2 separate regions of the Mus musculus genome follow, and region 1 is linked to region 2. The links are chromatin contacts, found by Hi-C or POLR2A ChIA-PET in ENCODE. All regions are on one chromosome and are shown on one strand. Each heading gives the region's core, a stretch centred on a gene start or an enhancer-like site at or near the end of the contact. The rest is flanking DNA. Distances are from core to core; before and after follow the strand shown.

The links. Hi-C counts contacts between places; a loop is a spot of excess contacts on that map. ChIA-PET counts read pairs that join two places held with the same protein, here RNA polymerase II (POLR2A).
Region 1: a loop to region 2 is called in a map of heart, with 2.0 times the contacts of the local background. The contact joins the enhancer-like site here to the promoter of F730043M19Rik in region 2. A Hi-C loop is called at or near these places in 2 of 37 maps with a recorded cell type or tissue (T-helper 17 cell and heart). POLR2A ChIA-PET finds 5 or more read pairs at or near these places in 1 of 5 experiments (Patski).

The regions. Positions count from the first base shown.
Region 1 is chr12:33,193,059-33,197,790 of GRCm38, forward strand. The region is part of intron 2 of Atxn7l1 (ataxin 7-like 1); the gene reads left to right. Among named protein-coding and RNA genes, the nearest start is that of F730043M19Rik, 48 kb to the left of the region's middle. Within about 2 kb of position 1,904, at least 1 of the 3 ENCODE cell types and tissues checked has a DNase peak (open chromatin) inside an H3K27ac peak, as active enhancers do.
Region 2 is chr12:33,146,048-33,150,557 of GRCm38, forward strand. It overlaps F730043M19Rik (RIKEN cDNA F730043M19 gene), which reads right to left and starts at 1,539. Exons shown (of 6, transcript NR_015602.3): 1 at 1,085-1,539. It overlaps Atxn7l1 (ataxin 7-like 1), which reads left to right and starts at 924. Exons shown (of 11, transcript NM_001374022.1): 1 at 924-1,868; 2 at 2,386-2,454. The coding sequence starts at 1,688.

The DNA of each region.
Region 1 (4,732 bases), core at 654-3,153, 47 kb after region 2:
CTTTATTTATTTATTTGCTTGTTTGCTTGTTTGTTTGTTTATTTATTTATTTATTTATTTATTTATTTATTTATGAGATAAGGTCTCATTGGGTAATTCTAGAATTAGTAATTCTGTTCTGTGGCACCCACTATGTAGACCATGCTGGCCTCTAACTCCTTGGGGTTCTCCTGCCTCTGCCTCCCTAACCGTAAACCTGAGTGTTAGTATTACAGATGTCCACCACTAGGCCTAGGTTGAGATATTTAATTTTTTCTTACTATGCCCATCTCAGTAAAGTGAACTTCTATGGTACCAATAGTTAAGTAGCAAGGCGTGTGTAGTGAGATCCTTGTTTTCAATCAAGTGATGCTGCTCCTCCTCTCATTAGGGCGTCTAAGCACATCAGGCACGTTGCCCCTTTATGGTGCCCCTTTATGGCTCGAGCCATAAGGGGAAGAGGCTTTTGTCACTCTTTCTGAGCCTCTCTCCTGTTGACTTTCACTGTGAACTCACTGAGTGTCCTAGACCTCAACCAAGGAGTGGTTCTTGTTGGTGACATTTGTCCTCAGTGCGTCTCACCGAGCTCCCTCCGCCCCTCCCCACACTGTGGGTTTCCTAAAATTCTTGGCTTCTCTCTCGCCATTGCTTAGGAATCAAACATTCCAAAACATTGCAGCTGGAAGCAGGACAAGTCTCAACACATTCTTCCCGAGTGAGGCCCTGCTTGTATAGGAGAGGGTTTGAGAGCTGCAGTGATGAGGGGAAGTTCTCAGTGGCCAACTGCCCCTGAAGGCAGAGACCAGGCTCCCTCCACGTGGAGGGGTGGGCGTGGCTTCTCAGGAGTGCAACGCTGGGACTTTCTTGGTGATAGAGAGTTCATCATGTTTCTTATTTCTCTACCTCTGTTCCCAACTGAAAAATTTTTATATTAAAAATTCAAGACAGTGCTTTCATTTTTAAATTCCGTTTTATTTTTATCCGTTTTATAAAAACATAGATTAAAAGTCAAACAGCAGCAGTCTTTCTCAGGCCCAGCCCCACTTCCCAGAGGAACCTCTTTGAACTCTTTTGTTTTTGTTTTTTTTTTCCCCTCCAAATCACTGCCCTCACTCAGATGTCTTGAATGCAGTCTTATTGGTTTTTAAACGTTGCCTGCTGACTCCCTGTGAGAAGGACCTGCCCTTTTTAACACAAGCCCTCCTCACTCCTCTCCATTCTGATAGCCATGCCTTGTGGGGCAGACCCTGCCGTTGGGTTTCCACTATGAAGATGATTTAAACATTATCCACTATAGAGAGAACTGAGAGAGGTGGTGTCTCTTTGCCTGTACAATTGTTCAGCTGTTTTTTCCTGAGCTACACATTATCGTTAAAAGACTGGTTTTACTGCCTACACATGTCAAGTTCTTCCCCAGTGCCCCTGCAGACCTACTGGGTGCCTACTGCTGTCTTTACTCCCAGCTTCCAAGCCCTCCATCATCTGTCACTAAGATAGCCCCTCCTGTAGCTCCCATCCTCCTGCTCTGGCCTAGACTTGTTCATCTGGGATCCCCTTTTTGTGTGATCTGGCTTAGATCCTTCTTTTCTTGGATTGTAAGTCTTGGTTCCTTGTTATTGGTTGGTTGATTGATTTTGTTGTAGTATTGTTTGTTGTTGGTTTGTGCCTTGGGCTGGGGGTGGGGGACGTCTTCCAGTTGCTTCTTGGGAAAATGCATAGGAGGTAAATTTTCAGAGGCCACGTGGAGCTGAAAGTGTCTGGGGGTGGAGGTGGGTCACACAGAATTGTCACTTGAAAACTTCTAAAATTTAAAGGAAGAGCTGGAGATGATTCAGTGATTAAGCACAGTGTGATGACTGGCGTTTGAGTCCCCAGGAACCCATGGAAATGACAGCTGGGCATAGAGGCCTGCCTACAATTCAAGCTTTCAAAGGCAGAGACCAAAGGATCCTCAGCTAGCTAGCTAGCTAGCTAGGGAGATTAGCTGAATCTTCAAGATCTAGGATTGATTGAGAGACCCTGCCTCAGTGAATTATGAGGAGGTGTGATCCTAAAATCACCCATGGCTTCTACATGCACCCCCCCAAACATTCAGATATACACACAGACATGTACACCGCTTTTTGCATACGAAGTCGAAAATTAATTAAAATAAAATTTAGAAGTAGCACTTTACTTCCATTTTGAGTCCTTGATGCTGCTCTTCTTTCTGGAGATTTATAAAAATAACTGTCTTAGTAGACAACCTCAGCATAGACCATTCCAGGGGAAACCGCATGCCTCTTGTAAGCCCTCATCTGTGCATCTCATCTGTGCATCCCTTTCGTAAGCAGCTTCTGAGGTTGCTGTGGCTGCCGACTCTCAGCTGGCCCCACGTCTGCTGCTCCTTCCCTCATCACTCCATAACAGCGGGTTCTCCAGACGTTAGGAGGCAGCTTGGAGAAACACTCATATCTTGGTTTGGTTAAAAAAAACAAAACAAAACAAAAAACACGACTTTACGCCCCCTTCCCCAGCCCCAGGAAACAAAAGTTTGCTGGAGACAGAGGACAAAGAGAACATCCTGAGTGCCGCTCCTAGGGAGGACCGGCCCCACCCACAGCCCCCTACCCCTCTAACTGTCACCCTGTTCCTTATATTCCCTAGGAAAGGATCTTTTGTAACAGGCCTGCGAACTGATTGTTCCCGACTGGCAATTTCTCTGAAGCAGAGTAATAAATATGAAAACCCAGGAAGAGGTTGTTCAGAACATTTGCTTCTTATTTAAAGAATTTATTTTTACATCAAACTTTCTGTATCTTTTCTCAATGTCTAGCCACGAGAAGGTGAGACTAATTTAAATTAAAGTGTTATCTTTTAAACTATTCAAGGAAAGCCGGGTGCGGTGGTGCACATTTTTTAATCCCAGTCCCCGAGGCAGGCAGATCTCTCTGAATTCAAGGTCAGGTCAGTCTACATATGGAGTCCTTGTCTCAGAACCGAGTAAAGTACCTGTACATTAAATAAGTGACAGACTCTGCAGCTCTGCCTGTCCCTCTCCGCTCTCTCCTCCTGTCTTACCTTCTTTTACTATTATTGAAATATTTTTTCATGTATGTATTTTAAAAGATTTCTGAGCTTTGGAGTTAATCACAGAGGCGCAGAAAGCTAAGGTAAGAAACAGAGAGGAAAAAAATTAAAGCAAATAAACAATAATAACAACAAAACGGACCTCAAGGTCAAGCCAGAAGGAAGTAGCATGGAAAACCTAAACGCATATGTAAGTATAATCTGACTATATTCTAACGGATCTGGGTGTCCTGGCTTTCAAATTCTGTAGACCCTGAAGGAATAAACAAAGAACATTACTAGACTGTTTCTCCCAGTTCCAGCCCTTCCTTTTTCAGTGGACTGATTCATTTTCTATTCCTATCTCAAAAGGTCTAAATTTTTTAAAATTTCAGTTATATAACATAGTAATCTTTTTTTTAGATTTATTTATTTATTTTATGTATATGAGTACAATGTTGCTTTCTTCAGGCACACCAGAAGAGGGCATTGGATCCCATTACAGATGGCTGCGAGCCACCATGGGATTGCTGGGAATTGAGCTCAGGACCTCTTAACCATGAGTGCTCTTAACCGCTGAGCCATCTCTCCAGCCCAAGGTCTAATGTTTTAATTTCAGGATTTAGAAGGGAAGACAGAGTGTCTAGACTACATCACTTAAATGACTGGTCAGAGAGATGGCGATCCATCCGTAGGAGCCTACTGGGTCTATTAGGAGATTTTTATACCAGAGAGGAGCCATTTGCTCTCCCAGAGACTCCCAGCTGGAAGCTCAGGGAATGTGGTAGTTTCTGGTTTCAGCAAGGTATTTTAGCAAAAGCCTCATGATGTCGGTGGATAAGAGGGGCTCCCCAGGAAATCATGCAGGCAGGTCAGTGTGCTACAGGTAGGAAGATTGCCCCTAACTCTGTAGTTCAGGTAGTGTTGTGTGCTAGTCAGTGTTCCGTTACTGTGACAAAACGCCTGAGACAAATTAACCTAAAAAGAACAAAGGTTTATTTTGACTCATGGTCTCTGAGGATTCAACCTATGGTCACCTGGTCATGAGGCAGAACATCGTGAAAAAGGCATAGTAGAGTGGAGAGGCTATCCTGGTGACAGGGAAGCAGACAGAAAGGAAAGAGGAGGAAAGCGAAGAATATGGGACAACCTGGACAAGATCTGCCCTCAACACAATGCTCCAAGTGTCCCACTTTATCCAACCAGGCCCTACCTCCTAATGGTCTAGTCATCTATAAATCCATCAATTGCTTCACTCATTAATGAGCTTATCACCCTCATGATCCAATCAGTTCTCAATAGCCCCAACTGTCAACTCATGAGCTTTTGGAGCCGTTTTATATTGGATCGTAACAGACTGCTCTTTCTGTGTTCACCCATAAATCCATGACAGTTGGAACAATGCCAGGCATTTGCATGGAACGAGAGGGTGTGAGGGACAGGGACAGCTTTGGGCAGCACTGCAGGAGTCTTTCCTGCCCCATTGTGTTTAAGGGTTGCATTAGCAGTAACTGAATGGATATTCATACAACCTTTGTGACAGCAAAGCGTGGCGATCAGTCCAGATCCAATGCGCCCAAACATCATTTGTCAGAACCAATGCGCCCAAACATCATTTGTCCAGGTTGTGCAGGTCAGAATAAAAGTTCACAGGAAAATATGTAAAATCCTGTTGTTGAGAGTTTAAAATCAATTGAGCAAGTAC
Region 2 (4,510 bases), core at 289-2,788:
TTTCTAATATGCAGAGCAGATTCCGTTTTCTTGGTGACACATTTTTTCTGAACACTCTTAGCTCATTTCAACTTCCGCCAAGGAACTGGCCCTGCCGTGAAAGTCCATACCCTTGCCACACTGGTCTGGGGTCACTGTACACATGCCTAGCTTCCCTGAAGAGCTAAGCATGATCGTTCTCCAGCTGCAGCTCTGTGAAGACCAGGATGGATCTCCCTCTCTCTCTGACCCTGGGCAACCGGTCCATGAGAAACAATGTTATTTAAAAAGATGCATGGGTGAAGTAATGTCAGGTACAGCGCCTGGCTCATCTAAGATGTCAAGGTCTGAGAAATATTTCCCAAACCACAAGTATTTAAAGTAAGGTAATTCCTTACCCACTGGCACCTTAGTTAGGTAGCAATTCATCCAAACCTGAGAATTATCCATGTCCCATAGAGGCAGGCCCACTCGCGCACACACATCACAGCTGAAAACAAGCCTCCAGAGGTTCCTTCCCCGCCCCCATCCTAATGCAGGTTTTGAGGTTCATGGTGCTGAGTGCCAGGACATTCCAGCCCCACCAGAATACAGCCCAGAATTAAGCAACGCTTCAGTGTGGAGCAGAAGGGCTCCCGGGGACAGCAGTGGTAAGAATGGAAGGATGCTTCACAAATAGAAAAGTTATTGATTACGGGGGTAAGGGTGTCTTTACAGTTTAGGGAATTCCTAGTAAGCAAACAATTCTAAAGAGGTAACAGAAGGTTAAGGTCTCATTTACCAGCCCCTAGGGTCAGAAGAGACATCTCAAAGCGCCACGCGTCTACACACCTGGCAGTCAGGTTCTCCGGTGATGCGAAGTCCTCTGGCCAACCTGCTTGCTCTGTGCAAGTGCTGGGTCTGAGGGAGGGGCTTAGCATCACCCAAGAGCCTTGAGCTCGCTCAGTCTCTGGTGTGCGCGGAGCAAAGTCTCCGCAGTGGCTCTACCAGCTGGGACACACAACCATCGCACAGATCCCCGGGAACGCCAGAGACAAAATGATTTTGGAATTTTGCCTGCTATGAAACCAAGGATGGGATGATCACTCCCCTTGCCCCCACTCACCGGTTTCTCGGAGTTATGTCCATTTCCCCTTTGCTTCTGACTCCTGAAGGCATCTGCGAAGAGACCGGATTCCAAGGCTCACCGAGAGAGGAGACAGGGTGAAGTGGATGGTAGCTGGGAGGTGTACTCTCTAGAGTCCCTGCTCTACCCTGAGGGATAAGGATGGAGGGGTGCAAAACAGCCGATTTCGTTCCCACTAAGCCTCCGGGATCCTTCTGGGACGTCGCATGGTGGGTGACTGGGACTCTGGGAGGAAGAGACTTGCAGCGAGCAAAACTTTCGGTCCTCCAGCGGCGACTGGACGAAAGAACCTGTGCTTCTTCCCGGGGTCGCGCCAGGGTTGCTGGCTGGACAGGGCGGCGGGGCGCAGCATCCTGGCGCGAGGCGACCCTGCCCGGCTGAACCGGCGGCGCACTCAGGCTCTGCTCTCAGCCTGCCGGACTCCGCGCTCTCCCGAGCCCCGCGCACACGGCGCCTCTCTGGCGCCCCCAGCGGCTGCACGCAGCACAGCAGGGCCGGGCAGGGCCGAGCGCGCCCCGCCTCCCGCCTCCTCCGCCGCCCTCCTCCCCCTCTCAGAACACTCAATGTCGGAACGTTCCGAAGATGACGTCGGAGCGTTCTCGAATCCCGTGTCTCTCGGCTGCTGCTGCCGAAGGAACAGGGAAAAAGCAACAAGAAGGAACAGCAATGGCGACACTGCACCGCAAAGTGCCCAGTCCGGAGGCGTTTCTGGGCAAACCCTGGTCCTCCTGGATCGACGCCGCCAAATTACACTGCTCCGACAGTAAGAACCCCACCGCCTGTACCTCCTTTTATTATCCTGTAACCTTTCCATTCACCTAGAGCCACTGGGAAAAAGTGTGTGTGTGAGAGAGAGTGGCCCCCGGCGTCCTCCATGCTTCTCTCTCTCTCTCTAAATAAATACACACAGACACAGACCATCAGAGCACAGAGAGGCCCGGCTGCCAGCAAAGCTGTCTGTCTGTCTGTGCCTGGCTCTCCGGGGCAGGCAGCCTGCGGGGTGGGCTTTCGCAGCCCCACGGTGGTGTCTGTTTAAAAGGCGACTCTGTTGCTGCTTGCATAGTTTTTTTTTTCCTTTCCTTTTTTGGGGGTACCTATCTGGGCCAGGTAGATGGAAAGCCAGACTCGGGAGAAAATGTTGCATTGTCAAATTTTGCAAGATTTTCAGATACAGTATTTAGATCGATCTGTTTGTCAATAAACACTCTCCCTCCCCCCTTGACTTTGGCATCCCCCCTTTTTTCCTCATTTTCTTTTTTCCTTTTCTTTTTCATCTGCAGATGTAGATTTAGAAGAGGCTGGAAAAGAGGGTGGCAAAAGCAGGGAGGTTATGAGGCTTAATAAAGAAGGTAAGTGGAGCTCTTGGCATGTTAGTGTTAGCTTGTGTGGCAGAGTCTTCACAGGCTTTGGAATATAATGTGAATTGTTCTGTTGGGTACAGAGTGACTAAGGCTTGTCAGAAATTGAGCACGCCCAGGTGACTACTGCTTCACTGTTAACTTCCTTCTTCGAAGTATAAATACAACTTGGGGGGGGGGTCTTTCAGTGTGGGGGAGGCTGTGGAAGGCAGAAGTTTACTGCACTCCGCTGGAGTCCACATTGGTCTCTGCCATTCTCCTTGGAGCACCATTGGCCAATGGTGGTGGTGGGGTTTGAAATCCCTGAGTGAGGAGGCATGGGGCTCCCTTCACAAGCATTCCAGCCTCCCTTGTATGTAAATTCACAAGTTTTAATGAACCCCACATGGTCGGTCATTCCGGCAGCTTCTCCACTCTCACTGAAAACCGTTGCACATGGCAAGCCTTGGCTGCAAGTAGCATTTTGTTACTTGTTGCTGGTCACGGTCACAGACTGTAGGCAGTGACCAGGGTTAGGGGTTATCAATATGTGCAGATCTTTGGCCTGCACTCTGACCCCTCCCCCCACAAATCTGTGCTTCCCAGCATGAAAATATGATACCTGAAAGGGGACACATTGAACAGACAATGACCCCAGATCTGGCATGTGAGTGAAGCCATTATGTCAGGCCTGGGCACACCATACACCTTTGGTTGTTGTAAATCAGTGATCCTTGTTTGCAAGCCTGCCATTGGTCACTCTGGCCTCTGGCTTCAAATGGAGCCACACTGGAGGACCTACTTTGTGCTTAAAGAAAGGATGGGTTCGTTTGAATTGTGATGCACTATCTGGAGTCTTGTATGGAGAACTGGCCGAAATTGGTGGTGGGAAGGAGTCATGGAGGGGCCAGAGGAATTGATGGGGGTTGTCAAAAAAGTTCAGACGTAACTTGACAGTAGGAGCATTTTCTCATCCGCGGCGAGTGGAGAAAAGCCATTCGAGTCTGCAGCCTAGTCCACTGGTGAAAGGGGGTGTTGCCCGCAGAGGTGGATGAGACCTGCTTGGAAAGTTGGGACTTGCGGACTCACACCAAGAATTGCCGATTTTCAGTGCCACACTATTTCCTGACCGTCCAGTAAGACGAATCGCTTGTGTTTCAGGAAAGAACGTGGACATTAAAACATTTACATCTTAACTCAAGGGCTGTTCTCCGGCACTGTGTTTCTGCTAATTAAGTACTTTGGGAACAAAACATTATTCTAAAGATGTTTGCCTCTAAATATCTTAGCGTGATCTTGATGCGTGTGTTTAGGATCCTCGGGGGACTGGCGTCAAGCGGGCTTCTTACAAGTGGCAGCTTATTGGTGCTAAATGTTCATGTGTGTTGGCAATGGAAAGGGATCCCCAGTGGTCGCCTCTCTTCCCAGGAAACTCTTGAGGTCTTGAACCTTTTAGAGAGCTAAGCTCTCAGACCACCAGCACTGTATGCTAAAGTTGACTCAAGGCTGTGGCGTGCACAGGATTGGCACGTGGCAGGCCAGGGTGATGAGTTAGGACCATAACCCACAAAATTTATCTTCCTGCTGCCCCATCTATGTCAGACTGCTCTTGTTCTCAGGTTCTCTTTGCTGCACGAGCAAGGGAGAATGAAATGCTCTCCTTCTCTCAGAAATCATAGTCTTGCTTCTTCTCTCCTCTGTCCTGTGAGGGTACAAGGATTTGCTTCGAATTGAATGCGTTTGCAGGAGGGACACCCTGTCGCTGTTCAGTGTCCCAAGCAGTTGGCTTATATAGCCAGGCATGGACTTAATCTCTTTGTTGTGGGCCTCGTGGAGTGGCCTTGGGTGACAATGAGGAATGAGAAGTTCCTGAGGTCTTCCTAGTGTAGGAACGCAGCTTTTCTTACAGAGAACATGTGTGTAGCAAGTGCATGCCCTTTGGTAAGAACTTAAGAGTTGGGCCGAGGCTCTGTGTCACAGTGTGGTCACATTGGGCCCCCTTGTTGGAGTAATCAAGTGGGAGGCCTTAGGGTGGGCAGATACTTGTGAAGGATGATTGCAGGACCCA